Linked DNA regions of Homo sapiens: region 2 is linked to region 1. A link is a loop called in an ENCODE intact Hi-C map of the cell type or tissue named here. Cell type or tissue: PC-3. All regions are shown on one strand. Links, peaks and the distances in the headings refer to the core of each region. The heading gives the core; the rest is flanking DNA. Region 1 overlaps ZNF385B (zinc finger protein 385B). Region 2 overlaps ZNF385B (zinc finger protein 385B).

What was found. Peaks named below come from ENCODE experiments on the same cell type or tissue, not always from the same donor. Only the 100,000 strongest peaks of a DNase experiment are listed, where the experiment ranks them.
Region 2: a loop joins it to region 1, with 2.6 times the contacts of the local background. A loop is called at or near these places in 1 of 110 quality-filtered maps.

The regions. Positions count from the first base shown.
Region 1 is chr2:179,443,903-179,451,315 of GRCh38, forward strand. It overlaps ZNF385B (zinc finger protein 385B), which reads right to left. Exons shown (of 10, transcript NM_152520.6): 7 at 2,623-2,868; 8 at 1,648-1,826; 9 at 974-1,075. Among named protein-coding and RNA genes, the nearest start is that of SESTD1, 180 kb to the left of the region's middle. In PC-3, for the core only: a CTCF peak has its summit at 4,136; a DNase peak (open chromatin) is centred at 3,109; H3K27ac peaks cover 1,179 bases.
Region 2 is chr2:179,684,659-179,692,071 of GRCh38, forward strand. The region is part of intron 3 of ZNF385B (zinc finger protein 385B); the gene reads right to left. Among named protein-coding and RNA genes, the nearest start is that of MIR1258, 170 kb to the right of the region's middle. In PC-3, for the core only: no CTCF peak of the experiment used is centred there; no DNase peak of the experiment used is centred there.

The DNA.
Region 1 (7,413 bases), core at 2,705-5,204:
GTAATGAGTTCAGGACTTTAGGGACCCTGAAGAGTCAAGAAAACAGTCAGTTCACACCTCTCTCACTGGCTACTTAATGAGTAGTCCTTGAAAAATCACAGCTAAATCAAATTTCTGTTGTTGAGAATGATTGTAAGTGGGTAGAAACTCTCTATTTAACGGAATGCCAGGATGGAATCCTCCTGTGAAGAAATCAATCCTTAATTTCTCTCTCTTGCAATCAGGAGGAGCATTGCAAGCTGGATTTGCTTAATGCAGGTAACACCTGCTTGCAGCATCAGACAGAGGCTTTGGAGAAGCTGGAAGGTAATCTCAGAATTGCCTCCAGCTGGACAAGCTCAGCTTCATCCTCAGACTGAACACTGCACTGGGCCCAGTCCCAGGGAGATTGTGAAATCTATCCATCTTGGTATTTATATGACACTTATTGCTGGAGTCCCTAGGTGTTTTTGCAAAGACACTGAAAATAGCACATATTGAGAGCAGATAAAACAGGCTAATTACCAACATGCCTGCTAGAATGGAGAGAGCACACGATACAGACACCGCTTTACCTTCTCATGCCAAATAATAATAATAATAAAAAACAGAAAGCATGAGGATATTAAATTAAATGGATGGATTTTTGTTTTATGAAAGAAATCCCTCTTTCCAGGTTCAGCATTCCAGGATTCCTTAGGCATCACTTGTCCTTGTTCTTGAGCCTTTACTTTATATGCTAAAGAGGATAGTCTTTTGAAAACAACTTGGTAAAGAGTAAAATATTAGCTCTTAAAGAGGTTCAGTTTCTGTTTTCTAAGTAAGTTGCCCTATAGCAGGAACTAAGCAGTTCATTCTAAAACTTCTGTCTATGAGGGCTATTTAAATTTGAAACCTTTCATGACATTAGACTCTATGCCCTCCTTGCCCACAATGGCTGCCCAACCCAGCAAGGCTGCCCCACAAAACAGGTGAGCAGGTGAGGTAAACTTACTGCTAGAATACTCGGGCTCCGCTGGAGTTTGTTGTAAGGGCTGTATTTTGGCTTCAGTGGTTTCCCTGCAACTCGATCTTTATGCCTTCGGCTAGAAATGTGCTGAAAAAGTTTGATGCATTAGCTGGACTGAAATGTGAGTCTTATTCCATGTAAAACGTATTTCTAGGTAGCTATTTTCTCCATTGCCAACTCTAGGTCCATAGTTCCACGATGGTGTGGGTAAAATCATTATGATTTCTAAATTAAGACTTAGTCCTCCCTCAATTGTAATGCCCCTCTGTCCCCCTCCTGTTCTCTATAGCCCTTATCAGATTTTGCCTGGTATTACCACTGTTACTGATGAGTCTCTCTAATCAGATTTTGAGCCTTTGGAAGATAGGCTTAACATCTTACCTTACCAGAAGCTCCTGCTCAACTGTAGGCTCCAGTGACTACTGTTCCTATCTCTCCAACATCTAGCCTGGAACCTGACATATAGTAACAGTAGATGCTCAAATATTTCATACTGACTTTTTCTTCCATGTTAGCACCTATATGTTGCATATTGTCTGCATCCTACAAAAGTTAGTCAACTTAACTGTGAGCACAGTAAAAACCATTCTATAGATGAGAAGATACACAGTCAAGTGGTGACCTAAAACAATAATGTTTACTAATTCAGGATACGTTACCTGTTTGAGTTGAATTTCTGAATTAACATGAACATCACAGATTTCACAATGAAATGTCTTGTTCTGTAGTCCTGACCCCTTACTGCCATTCTGCATCTTTAATCTTGATCCAGGTCTAGGATAGGATTTAATTGGACCAGCCCCATTACGAGCTTCAACCATGGTCTTGTGTTTAGATCCTAAGACAGAAAGAGACACATATTAAATAGCTATCCAAGAATTATATAAAGCTCTTTGTTTTCTTATCCTTGAGAAGTTTACCTGCAGGCTAAAATTCCCAATGCTTTTTTAAAAATGATCACTTTAATGCTGATTTTAAATTTAACACGTTATTGTAAAAAATGGAAAAATGTAAGCGTATATAATAAAGAAAATATACAGAAACATAAGGAAATAAAGATGACTCATATTTTCACTACTCAGAGGTAACCACTATTATCATTCTAGGGTATTTCTTGTCAGTTTCTTTTTTTTAATGTACTAAAAACAGTTTTCATAATGGGGATCATACTAATTAAATATCCTGAAAATTTCACATAGCAAATCATGTACATATTTTCTGATCATTATGTTTTAATGGCTGATTAACATGTATCATATTGGGTTACTATATTCAGTATTTCCCTACTGGTGGGCTTTAGGTTGTTTCCATTTTTTTCTCTTTTAAGTGTATTGCAGTGAACACTGTGCATAAATATTTATCTTCATCTTTGTCACTTCATCAAAATGAGTTTTGGACAGTATTAGATGTTTTTAAGAAAATAAAGAATAGAACAAGTTTGATCTCCAAACTGCTTTTGTCTTGCTAGTTCCAAAGTCATATGATCATACTTTTCTAAAATCACTCCTTTGAATCAAAAAAGTAGAGAAGCATGGAACAAACCTAAGGTCTGAACAACAAAAGATATGGTATTCTGATGGGAAAAGTTGGGTTTTGTTATAAACATTATTTAAATGCAAAAGATAGCTGCTAACCTGTGTTGTGTGCCTCTAGCTGTGACAGGGAGTTCACAGCCACTTTGCATAGTGAACAATAAAGTAATTTTTTGGCTTTTTCTTCTTCTGATTCAACAACAGTACCGGGAGCTCCATTTGTGCTCTTGGAGGGAGAAGTGGCTGCTCCAGGTGGCAGGGGTGTTGTGCCAGATTTGAGGAGAAATGAGCCACTTTCAGAGCTTGATGGCTGACTGGAACTGCTGGCTTTTAACTTCCCTTTATCTTCTAAGAGAAACACAGAGAGATCTTATTGAAGCCTCATATATCATATAAACAAAGATAAATCACCATAGATGAATTAAAAATAGAAATTTGATTCTTATGTGAAGTTTTTATTGCAGCATAGATTTCAGTTTATAGAGGTTAAATCAACCTCTATGTTTAAATCAAACAGAACACTATGCCATCAGTTTCCATATTAGGTCATCCCAAGATAAGGATGACTTATGAAAAATGACTTTGTTCTCCCAGTTGGAGCAGGTAACTTTCTGTCTGAAATCCTTGAGTCATAAATTACTCTACAAGGAAATATTTATTATTAAACAAAACCACCTTCCCTCTGATACAATTACATGATATGAAGGTAACATGAAAGAAGCCATTAGGCCATGTTAGTTTCATTTGACTACTTATGTTTAATTATGACAGAGATAAGTTAAACTTAATTTTTATACCAAGTTAAAATTTTAACTGTGGATTGTGGGATAGAAGAAACATGGTTAATTTTGATTATGATTAGTTAAGTTTTTGCTGCTCTGTGGATGGCAATGCAATTTATCCAAAATATAAGAGACCAAGCTTCCATTCATTATCTTTATTAATTACCACCAGTCTAAATCAAAAGTTTTAAATAATGACATTAACCATAAGCACAATATGAAGATTAGCCAAGTCATTTAAAGACATTTTGGCAGTTTGATCATGTAGCTATTAAATGCTTATAATCCTCAAGGCCCATGTGCAGGCTATGAGAGTTAGAGTGACTTTAACAGAATCTAACTCATTGAAGTTCATTTGCTATTCAAGACAGGCTCTGTTCAGTGACTCCTTTGGGAAACAAACTGGGGCTTTGTAAGCAACAGCAAAATCCATCACACATTTAATCCTAGTAGAGCTGGTACTCTTAGAAAATGTCTATAGATATGCTGATTAACTCTCATAAAGAGAGAAAGGGAATTAAATCTGAGAATATATTTGCTAATTGCCTTAGCTAATTTGGAATTGTATACCATTGGCCTAGAAGACTAAGAGGGAAGGAGAGACTAGGCAACAGCAATGTGGTGTGTGTTTCTGTGTGTATGTTACAAGGTTCTGTATATGGGTAAACCTAAGCTTTTAGAACACATTGCAAATGATGGGAGATCATATTTCTACTAAAATATTACATAAAGAAAAGCCAAATTGATTTAGGAATCAGCAGTTGATTTCCATCCTTTTTTTTTTTTTTGAGTTGGATCCATTCAGGTTGAGACTAGACACAGCTAGAGGGTGCTATGGAGGGATTCCAAATCTGGGTTTACTTAGAATAAATGAATACTGAGATTCTTTTTTATTCTTAGGTTGCACATTCCATATTCCCTTTCAGTGACTGTACTAAAACTTCAGGATGACAAAAAATATGATGGAAAAGCTCTTAGACTTTTATTAAACTGACCTGTATAGTGTGAGAGAAGGACATAAAATGATTCTTCCTAATTGGTAATAGTCAGCAAATTAGATTGGATAATATTTTAGGCCTGGAACCCTCTCATCTATAAGGATCCCTCAGATTGAATTTGCAATCTTACAGAACTCATAAAGCAGCAAAATAATTCAGTAATCTTAATATTTGGAATTACTCAGTTTCTTGCGATGAAAATTAAAGTTATTACATACTAAAATCTTTCCTTGCTTCAAGCATTTCATATGAATTTGATCTAAAAGAATCTGATCTGTTTCAGCCATTGACAGCATTCTCTCATATTACTAATAATGTCCCTTATACTAATGTCCCTCATAAACCCTTAAATTTATATAGAACTTTACAGTTTACAAAGTGCTATCACTTACATTGTCTTATTAGCTCTCACAGAAAACTTGTGAAATAGGTAAGGCTCAAAATGATTATTCCTATCTTAAAGATGAGGAAACTGAGCCTTTTCAAAATTAAATAATGTCCCACAGATTAGTAAGTGGCATAAATGAGCATGATGTTTTCTCTAACTGATCAGTCTGTGGTACACTAATATTTCAGCACAAAAGGAGGACTTAATATATCACTAGTGATATAAAAGTACACAACAGTCACCCTAGATGTGAAATAGCAGTTGCTTTGTTTTACAATTGTAGGTTAGTTTTTAAAGTATATTTATTTGGCGTAAGTGAAAATATCTATCCTGCTCAACAATCATTTGATTTAGGTTATATTGAGAACATGTATAAAATTATATATTTTCTCTATGTTCCTATTTCTTTAAGAAAAAGATTTCCTTTTCATATCTTGTTTTCAAAGGGGTAATTTATGAATTAACAAGTACATATTAACAATATGTTAATTGCTGACAATGTGCTAGACACTAAAGAGAATAGTAAATAAAGTAAGTATGGACTATAAGAAAATTACAGCATAGCAGGAGGAAATGAGACAGTCATTCAAAGATCTCTAATTTACAACAGAAACTGGTAAGAGGCGTGAGAGCATAGAGCAGAAAATGATTACTTCCGCTTGGGAAGAATGAGACATTTTTCATTAAAGAAGTGACATTTTTAAGGTTTCGAAGGTCAGATTTGGATAAGCATAGAATAGGGTTGAAAATGAGTGAGAAGGCCATCGTCTCAGCCCAAAATCTCCTTAAGCTGATAGGTAACTTCAGCAAAGTCTCAGGATACAAAATCAATGTGCAAAAATCACAAGCATTCTTATACACCAATAACAGACAAACAGAGAGCCAAATCATTAGTGAACTCCCATTCACAATTGCTTCAAAGAGAATAAAATACCTAGGAATCCAACTTACAAGGGACATGAAGGACCTCTTCAAGGAGAACTAGAAACCACTGCTCAATGAAATAAAAGAGGATACAAACAAATGGAAGAACATTCCATGCTCATGGGTAGGAAGAATCAATATCGTGAAAATGGCCATACTGCCCAAGGTAATTTATAGATTCAATGCCATCCCCATCGAGCTACCAATGACTTTCTTCACAGAATTGGAAAATACTACTTTAAAGTTCACATGGAACCAAAAAAGAGCCCGCATCGCCAAGTCAATCCTAAGCCAAAAGAACAAAGCTGGAGGCATCATGCTACCTGACTTCAAACTATACCACAAGGCTACAGTAACCAAAACAGCATGGTACTGGTACCAAAACAGAGATATAGACCAATGGAACAGAACAGAGCCCTCAGAAATAATGCCGCATATCTACAACCATCTGATCTTTGACAAACCTGACAAAAACAAGAAATGGGGAAATGATTCCCTATTTAATAAATGGTGCTGGGAAAACTGGCTAGCCATATGTAGAAAGCTGAAACTGGATCCCTTCCTTACACCTTATACAAAAATTAATTCAAGATGGATTAAAGACTTAAATGTTAGACCTAAAACCATAAAAACCCTAGAAGAAAACCTAGGCAATACCATTCAGGACATAGGCATGGGCAAGGACTTCATGTCTAAAACACCAAAAGCAATGGCAACAAAAGCCAAAATTGACAAATGGGATCTAATTAAACTCAAGAGCTTCTGCACAGCAAAAGAAACTACCATCAGAGCGAACAGGCAACCTACAGAATGGGAGAAAATATTTGCAACCTACTCATCTGACAAAGGGCTAATATCCAGAATCTACAACGAACTCCAACAAATTTACAAAAAAACAAACAACCCCATCAAAAAGTGGGCGAAGGATATGAACAGACACTTCTCAAAAGAAGACATTTATACAGCCAAAAGACAAATGAAAAAATGCTCATCATCACTGGCCATCAGAGAAATGCAAATCAAAACCACAGTGAGATACCATCTCACACCAGTTAGAATGGCGATCATTAAAAAGTCAGGAAACAACAGGTGCTGGAGAGGATGTGGAGAAATAGGAACACTTTTACACTGTTGGTGGGACTGTAAACTAGTTCAACCATTGTGGAAGTCAGTGTGGCGATTCCTCAGGGATCTAGAACTAGAAATACCATTTGACCCAGCCATCCTATTACTGGGTATATACCCAAAGGATTATAAATCATGCTGCTATAAAGACATATGCACATGTATGTTTATTGTGGCACTATTCACAATAGCAAAGACTTGGAACCAACCTAAATGTCCAACAATGATAGACTGGATTAAGAAAATGTGGCACATATACACCATGGAATACTATGCAGCCATAAAAAGTGATGAGTTCATGTCCTTTGCAGGGACATGGATGAAGCTGGAAACCATCATTCTCAGCAAACTATCGCAAGGACAAAAAACCAAACACCACATGTTCTCACTCATAGGTGGGAATTGAACAATGATAACACATGGACACAGGAAGGGGAACATCACACACTGGGGACTGTTGTGAGGTGGGGGGAGGGGGGAGGGATAGCATTAGGAGATATACCTAATGTTAAATGACGAGTTAGTGGGTTCAGCACACCAACATGGCACATGTATACATATGTAACTAACCTGCACGTTGTGCACATGTACCCTAAAACTTAAAGTATAATTAAAAAAAAAAAAAAAGAAAGAAAATGAGTGGGAAGAAAATGAGTGGGAAGTGAATGGTTGGAAG
Region 2 (7,413 bases), core at 1,816-4,315, 240 kb after region 1:
AGTGAGACAACTAATCAATATTCCTAACATCGTGACATACCGAATCACACTTCCAACGTTCACTGGGACTTTGAACAGCAAACCCTACCTAGTTCATCCACAATAACCTATTTCCCCAAGGAATGTCCAAAGACACCCAAGGCAACCTACCCTCTCCGAGGATTTAGGAAACATACATGAACACTGAATGCAAGTTTACTTTCTGAGCTAAAATTTTAGGCACTTTAAGTGAAATAGCAATACTGAAAATAATATAACATCTTTTAAGATAATTCAAAGTGCTTAACTTATTTAAAATAATTATGTCTTAACGTTGTTAGATTTGTCTGTATTTTCCTAGTGCTCTTTAGAAAGGACAAAATACTCTGCCTTATACTATAATTTTCCCCTTGTCTATATCTAATTGAAGAGTTTTCTATCAAGAAACTTGAAAAATGGGTAATTACTGCTTTGGGGCCTTTCATCAACTATGAACTTGGGAATTAGAGTTTCTGGCCTTGCTTAATGAAAAGTGGCTGAATTAAATTTTCTTCATTTAACAAGTATCACTTTTTTTCTTTCGGTAAAAAGTTTCTTAGAGAGGCTCTCTTAATAGCCACTGGCAAAACCCATAACTCTACTACTGAAACAATGAGATCTATTTTCCAGATCATCAATCTTCATTCTCCAGACAGATACAATTGTTTGAAGTGTTGCAATTACATTATCCCTTGATGCTTCTTCAGCCTCCACATTTGACTGATTCCATAGTTAACAATTAAAAGGCCAAAGGAATTGAGGTTTAATTTTTATCTCTAATAATAAAAAGTTCATTGCATTGAATTTCTTGGTATCAGCATCACTGCCCTCCTAATTAAAAGTGCAATAGTTATATAATCATTAGGAAGGAGAAATGGAAGTCAATACCCATTCATGGACTATAGATGGAGTATAGTAACTGCTATCATCCTGACTGTACAGACAGCACAATTTTTTACTGCCTATTGATAAATGCTACATTTTAAGTGCCCAGCACAGGGCCTGACACAGAAAGTGCTAAAAAAAAAAATAAAAAAAGTCAGTTCCCACTTCTCATTTGCTAGGCTTAGCCTGTGTACCTACAACTTAATCACCCTCTGATGCTAAACATTACATGATTTTGAAGAGCAAACCATATTTAGCAAAGATAGGTCTGGTAGATTCCTAATAAAAAGTTGATAACCAGGATGGACTACACACACCATCACATATATGTTCCACATTAGCTGGCATCAAAGGCCAATAAGACCCAGTGTAAAGATGATATGGAAGGCTCTGACCTGGCTGCCTTCTATTAATTGGGAAGGGAGTGGAGACCACCTCCTCTCTATTTTCCCTTCTTCCCTTTCAGCACCACTGCTCCTTTCAGATACATGCTTTCTTTCATTTGCCCACTTGAATCAAGGGTCATAAAAAAACCTTCAGCTAACATGACAGGAAGAGTTTACAAATCCATTTATATAAACATATTTCCCTCCCTTTACTTGAGCACTAACCATCAGTTGTTCATGTTGCTGTGTCCCCTTTAACAGCTGTAGTGAGGGACAACCTCTCCATAGGTGCTGATTCCTTAGGCCTCTATATTATAAGCAGCCCCAGTGTCACTGAGCTGTGGTCTTTGGGCTGTTCTTAAAAACAACTGCCCCATATTGTGAGCTTCTGGAGCACTCCATGCTCTCTATATTCTAAGTGCTTGCCACAGTGCCTACGATGTTATAAAAATTCAATAAAATTGACATTGAAAAGAGACGTTAGCCTGGAAAGGGGAGGATTTACATTAGAAATTGGCTTGGGGAAAGGAAGGCTGAAGGAGATCTGGGTTCTACCATGTGCTCTTTTATACACTATGTCCCTGAGTCTCACTTCCTTCACCTGTAAAGTTAGGTGGTAGGACAGGCAGAAGGGTAAACAATGTGAATGACTGGTCGGCAGTTAGGACAATGTTTTGAGTTTATGATTTAGTATACCTTTCCATGATCCCAAAAGCATGGTTCCTTCAACCTCTTCGCTCCTAAAATCAGGAGAGAAAACCTGAATGCTCCATGAATCTTGTGAGAAATCAGCTAAAAAGTATTTCTATTTTAACACTAAAAATTATCTTAATCTACTAAAAACTGAATACCTTTCAACTAAAAAAATTGAAATTTTGTTTAGAAATACATATCTTAGAAAATTACCTGAACTCTACAGCACAGTTCATCTGTGGGCTCCTGAGATTTATTTCACAACTTTTGTGTGTGTGTCAATTCTCTCGAGGTAACTGACTAGCCTAGCCAAAATTTGTACTGTTTTTTTTTTTTTCAAAATATCTTCATATTTTATTCACTTCAGAATTAGTAGGCTAATTTCAGTGTCATGACTCATCTTCCACAAAATTATCACAGCCATATTTTCAACTGAATGCAGTATACTTCCTTACCTTCTACTCTGATATTATTTGGTGTGACTAAGAGCTGTCAAGAATACCCATGGGTGCTTGAGTGCAGTCCAGCACAAAACAGGAGCCAATCATGGAGGAAATGATCCACACAACTGGGAAACTCTCCAGGGGGAAGACGACTATTACTAGATGATCTTTAAAGGAATATTGTGAATCTTCAACCTCTTCCAAATCTGAGAATGGGCTAACTGATAAACATCAACTTGAGGAATCTACATTTTGTAATTTTTCTTCTAGTTCCAGGTCCACAGACTCATCTGCTATTTCTGATTCTCTTCATTCACATTATAAACTCCAAATTTCTCTATTTCAATTATGGGCATGGACTTTGTTGTATGACTAACTGGCTTGCATTACTTCAAGCTATAGCTCAGTAGGACCTACCACACTGATTTTTTCTCACCTCTTAAAAATATCCCCCAACCCCAGTGAATTATCTAGAATTATCCAGGGGATGAAAAAGGAGCTACTATATTATCCCTATGTTCCTAGTATGTAATATCATAAAGCGGGTATCATGGGAACATTGAGCAGTGATTTGGAGTCAGATCTGGAGTAAGATAGGCCTTAGTTCAAGTTGTGGCTCTGAAGCACACCATCTGTGTGGCCAACAAAGTGTCAAAATTTTTCCATACCTTAGTATCTTCATGCATAAAATAGTAGTAACAATACTACTACCTCATGGGGTTTATGTGAAAATTTAAAATGAAACATGCATGATAGCACAGGACTAGTGAAAGTATTTGTTCAATTACTAGAAGCTACTATATTGCTATTATTCATGAAAATGGCACATACTGGAGTCATAATTAGTTCAAATCATGGCTCTGTATTTCAACTTCTTCATTTATAAGCTGGAGATAGTACCATCTACCCCATAGATTTGGTTTGAACATTAGGGTGGTCTTTCTAATCCTCTAGCTACAAACTGGGACTCTGACTCTGCCAGCTCAGTTTCTGTCCCTTTTCTACCCTCAAGGAGGGTTTTGTTGCCTGGCAAGTTCTCCAGGACTTCTGTGGTCTAGAAATGAAAGAAAGAGGGAAGAGTAGAAAGAAAGCAGGTATATGAGTTAGAGGTGGGGAAGGGGCTTGGGGACAATTAGAGAAAAGATGCCTAAGGATTTAAGGGATGTACACAGAAGTTTAGGGAAGTACAAAGTTTGGAGTGGGGGGTTATGGATCCTTTTCAGAATATTCAAGGAAAGTAAGTAAAAACCTTTATTTTTAAAAAGAGCTTCCAGGAGCAGTAGTGCCCATCTGAAATCCCAGCTACTTGGGAGGCTGAGGCGAGAGGATCTCTTGAGCCCAGAAGTTCAAGACCAGCCTGGGCAACAAAGTGAGACCACCCCACAACCCCACCCTGTCCCCCTGCAAAACAACAACAACAACAACAACAACAACAAAAACAGAAAGAAAGAAGAAAGACAAGCCTTTCATTGTTGAACTATCTCCTTTGAGTGCCAATGCTCTGAGGCTGTGCCAAATGTGTCCTGGATACTACTGGGCAATAAGTTAAAGGCAGAGGGACTTCCACTGTTCCTGGGACAGAAATGTCACAGGACACTTAATATCGACCCTCTAGCATTTTTTGAGGATACAATACATTGTTATTAATTATAGTTACCATGTTGTACAATAGATCTCTTGAATGTACTCCTCCTCTGTAACTGAAATTTTGTATACTTTGACCAACATCTTCCCAACCCCTACCAATTGCCCTAGACCCTGGTAACCATGATAAATACATACAATTTTATCGTCAATTATTTAAAAAGACTAGGTTTTAAAAATATATTATCATTCTGAATTCTTGCATTTATTGTAACAATCAACCTAAAGAAATATGTTGAATATTTGTATGGGAAGAGAACTCTTCCTGGGCTTTTGGTGATGAGCAGAAGTGTATGACATTGCCTCTAACCGCAGTGAGATCTATATTTAGAGGATGATGTGTCAATAATACTTCAGTGCATAATAAAATAAATGTAGTTTTAAAATGAAATGTAGGAAATCAGGACTGCCATGGAGACAGAGTCTACTTAATTTCCTAGGAGTGTGGCTATTGGAGGGAAACACCTTTAGGACTCTAACACTCTAGGGTATGCTGAGGCAGATAAACAGTCTGCCAATGGTTATGACAAGGAAGAAAAGCTTTACGGGTAAAAGCCGAGAACCAAGGAATTAGGTGATGGTGGAGGGGGCTCCTAGTGAGAACTGCCACAGCATATGCATATGCATCTCTGCATGGACTTAAGAACAGAGTTGGAAAGAACCTGAAGCTTTGTGGACACTCAGTCCAGTATTGGGCTAACATCACTTAAGTGAAGGACAGAGCACTAATGGCCCTCGTGCAGAGCAGCGCATGGAGGGACAACTGCAGGAGAGAGAACTTGGGAGAGAAAAGGAAGGGAACATGGAAAACAAGAGTGTAGGAGAAAGGAAGGTAAGCTTATTGGTCTACAGGACCATGGCAGTGAAGCTCTATGCAATGGATATTTTCCATTTGCCCTTCTAGATCGAATATTCCCCATTCCTCACCCTGCACTGTGCCCAGGAGACTGACTACATCAGTGCCTCCTTTCTGCTCTGGTTTCTCATTGAGTTCCATTAATGTTAGCCACCAGCAAAAGACAAGACTACATGAAGAAGAGCGTGAGGGCAGGGGCATGTGTGTGTGTGTGTGTGTGTGTGTGTGTGTGTGTGTGTGTGTTTATTTGTTTTTATCCCAGACTTTGGTTCTACACTTTCCTGATGTCAATGAATTAGCTGTATCCTTTCCTGGAAGACAGCAGCTCCTTACCTGTTGGTTTTCTCTCTCCTATAGCTAAAGCTCTCTTTGTCTTCTAGTAACGTCAGAGTCTAGGAACAATAATTGATTCCAGCATTGCTAGTCTCTGGTTCTTCACTCTTCCATTGGTTCTCCTAACTCTGCCCATACCTTAGAAAATATTAACTTCATTAAACTCTCTTCAATTACTCTATTTGAATATACCATCTGTTGCTTGCCCAGGCACCAGCTGATAGACCCAGGTAAGATGATAACGGCACAATGAGAAAATGCAGAGGGAGTGTGTCGCCTTCCTAGAGATGACAGAGGGGAAAAAAAAGAGAGAGAACTGAGATACTGGACTGATGACCTTGGGTTAGAGGATGCTTATTATCTTCATGTGAACTCGGAGCTAGCTTCACGGAAAAGTGATCTAATTGTACAGTAGTCCCTCAGTATAAATAGGGGATTGCTTCCAGGACCATTCACGTCTGTGCATACTCAAGTCTCACAGTTGGCCCTGCAGAACTTGTATATAAGGAAAGTTGGTCCTCCTCATATGCAGGTTTTATATCCCATTAATACTGTATTTTGATCTGCATTTGGTTGGAAAAAGCCATGTATAAGTGGACTATGCAGTTCAAAATCATGCTGTTCAAGGGCCAATTGTAATTGTGTTCAATTGCTGATTTTTTAAAAATAAGGCAATATTTTGCAGGACTGTATTATTCTAAGAATTAGTTGATATGCAGTGTTGTAGCATAGAAAGAAACTTAGGGTCAAATTCCATTTTCACCACTTACTATGTCAAGTCACTTCATTTTTCTATGCCTCAGTTTTCTCATCTGAAATATGGGGTCACACCTTCTTCGCAGGAGTCTTATGAAATTAAATGAAATCATGCTTGCTCACAGTAAATCCTTAACAAATGACAGTTGTAATTATTCGTGCACTTCACCAAATCCTTTTCTGCCACAAGTCTCAGTTTAAGAATTCTTACAAGATTATGGTTTTATCAAAGGTGCTTGAATCTGGGTGCACTCGATCAGTTTCCTGAACACTGATTTAGATCTAGAGGAAGGTGAAGATGACTCTGATCTACTCCATCTGCACCTACCTTGCTGGCAGGGAGGCAGTGACAAGGCTCCAGCTATCAGCACCTCTGTCATGTTTCCCTTTGGTGAAAAATGAGTTCTGAACTGTTTTGTTTTTTCTTTTTAGAAATACATCCCAAATCACATTGATTTGTGCTATATGCCACATCTTAAATCCTTAGGTTATTAATCAATTAAAGTCCTAAGAATTAATCTTGTAATTCTAATAAACTAGTCATCCAGAACTTTCAAACCCTATGAAAACGAACTCAAAAGTTCATTTTCAAAATCTATCCTTTGTATCATTTATGTTACAGTGAACATTCTTGAGAAGTTCACCCAAGATCTGCTCTGATAAAAAAAATGAAATATGAGCCCCAGAGAATATTCTTTAAGAAGAAATATCTAAATGTCAGTTCTGTTGTTTATTATGTTAAGCATCCTGCATGCCACAATATTTTAACCATTACCATTTCACTGTCTCATTCAATAAATATTTACCAAATGCTATGAGTGATCTAGATACTGGAGAAACTCCGAGGAACAAAAACACACAGAACCTCACATCCTGATGAAAGTTGTATCCTAAATACAAGGTGAATAGCAGCTCAAGAAATTTATTTTCCTCATCGCATATCTCTACTTACTAAAAAGTACTGAAGTTTCAATGAGTCTAGTATTGCCAGGTAAAATATAGGATGTCCAACTAAATGTGAATTTCAGAGCAAAAACAAGTAATTTTTCAGTATATCACATATACTGGGCCTTATGAGAGGTGTTCATTGGACACATTTAAACTAAAAATTATTTTTGTTTATCTGAAATTCAAGTTTAACTGGGTATCTTATTGTTTTTAAAATGTTTTATTTTTTTAAAAAAATATTTTTAAAATTATTATGAATACATAATAGTTGTACATATTTATGGTATACATGTGATATTTTAATGCAAGCATACAATGTGTAATGATCAAATCAGGCTAACTTGGGTATCCATCTCCTCAAGCATTTATTATATCTTTGTGGTAGGAACATTCCAATTCCACTCTTTTAGTTATTTTGAAATATGCAATAAATTATTATTAACCATAGTCA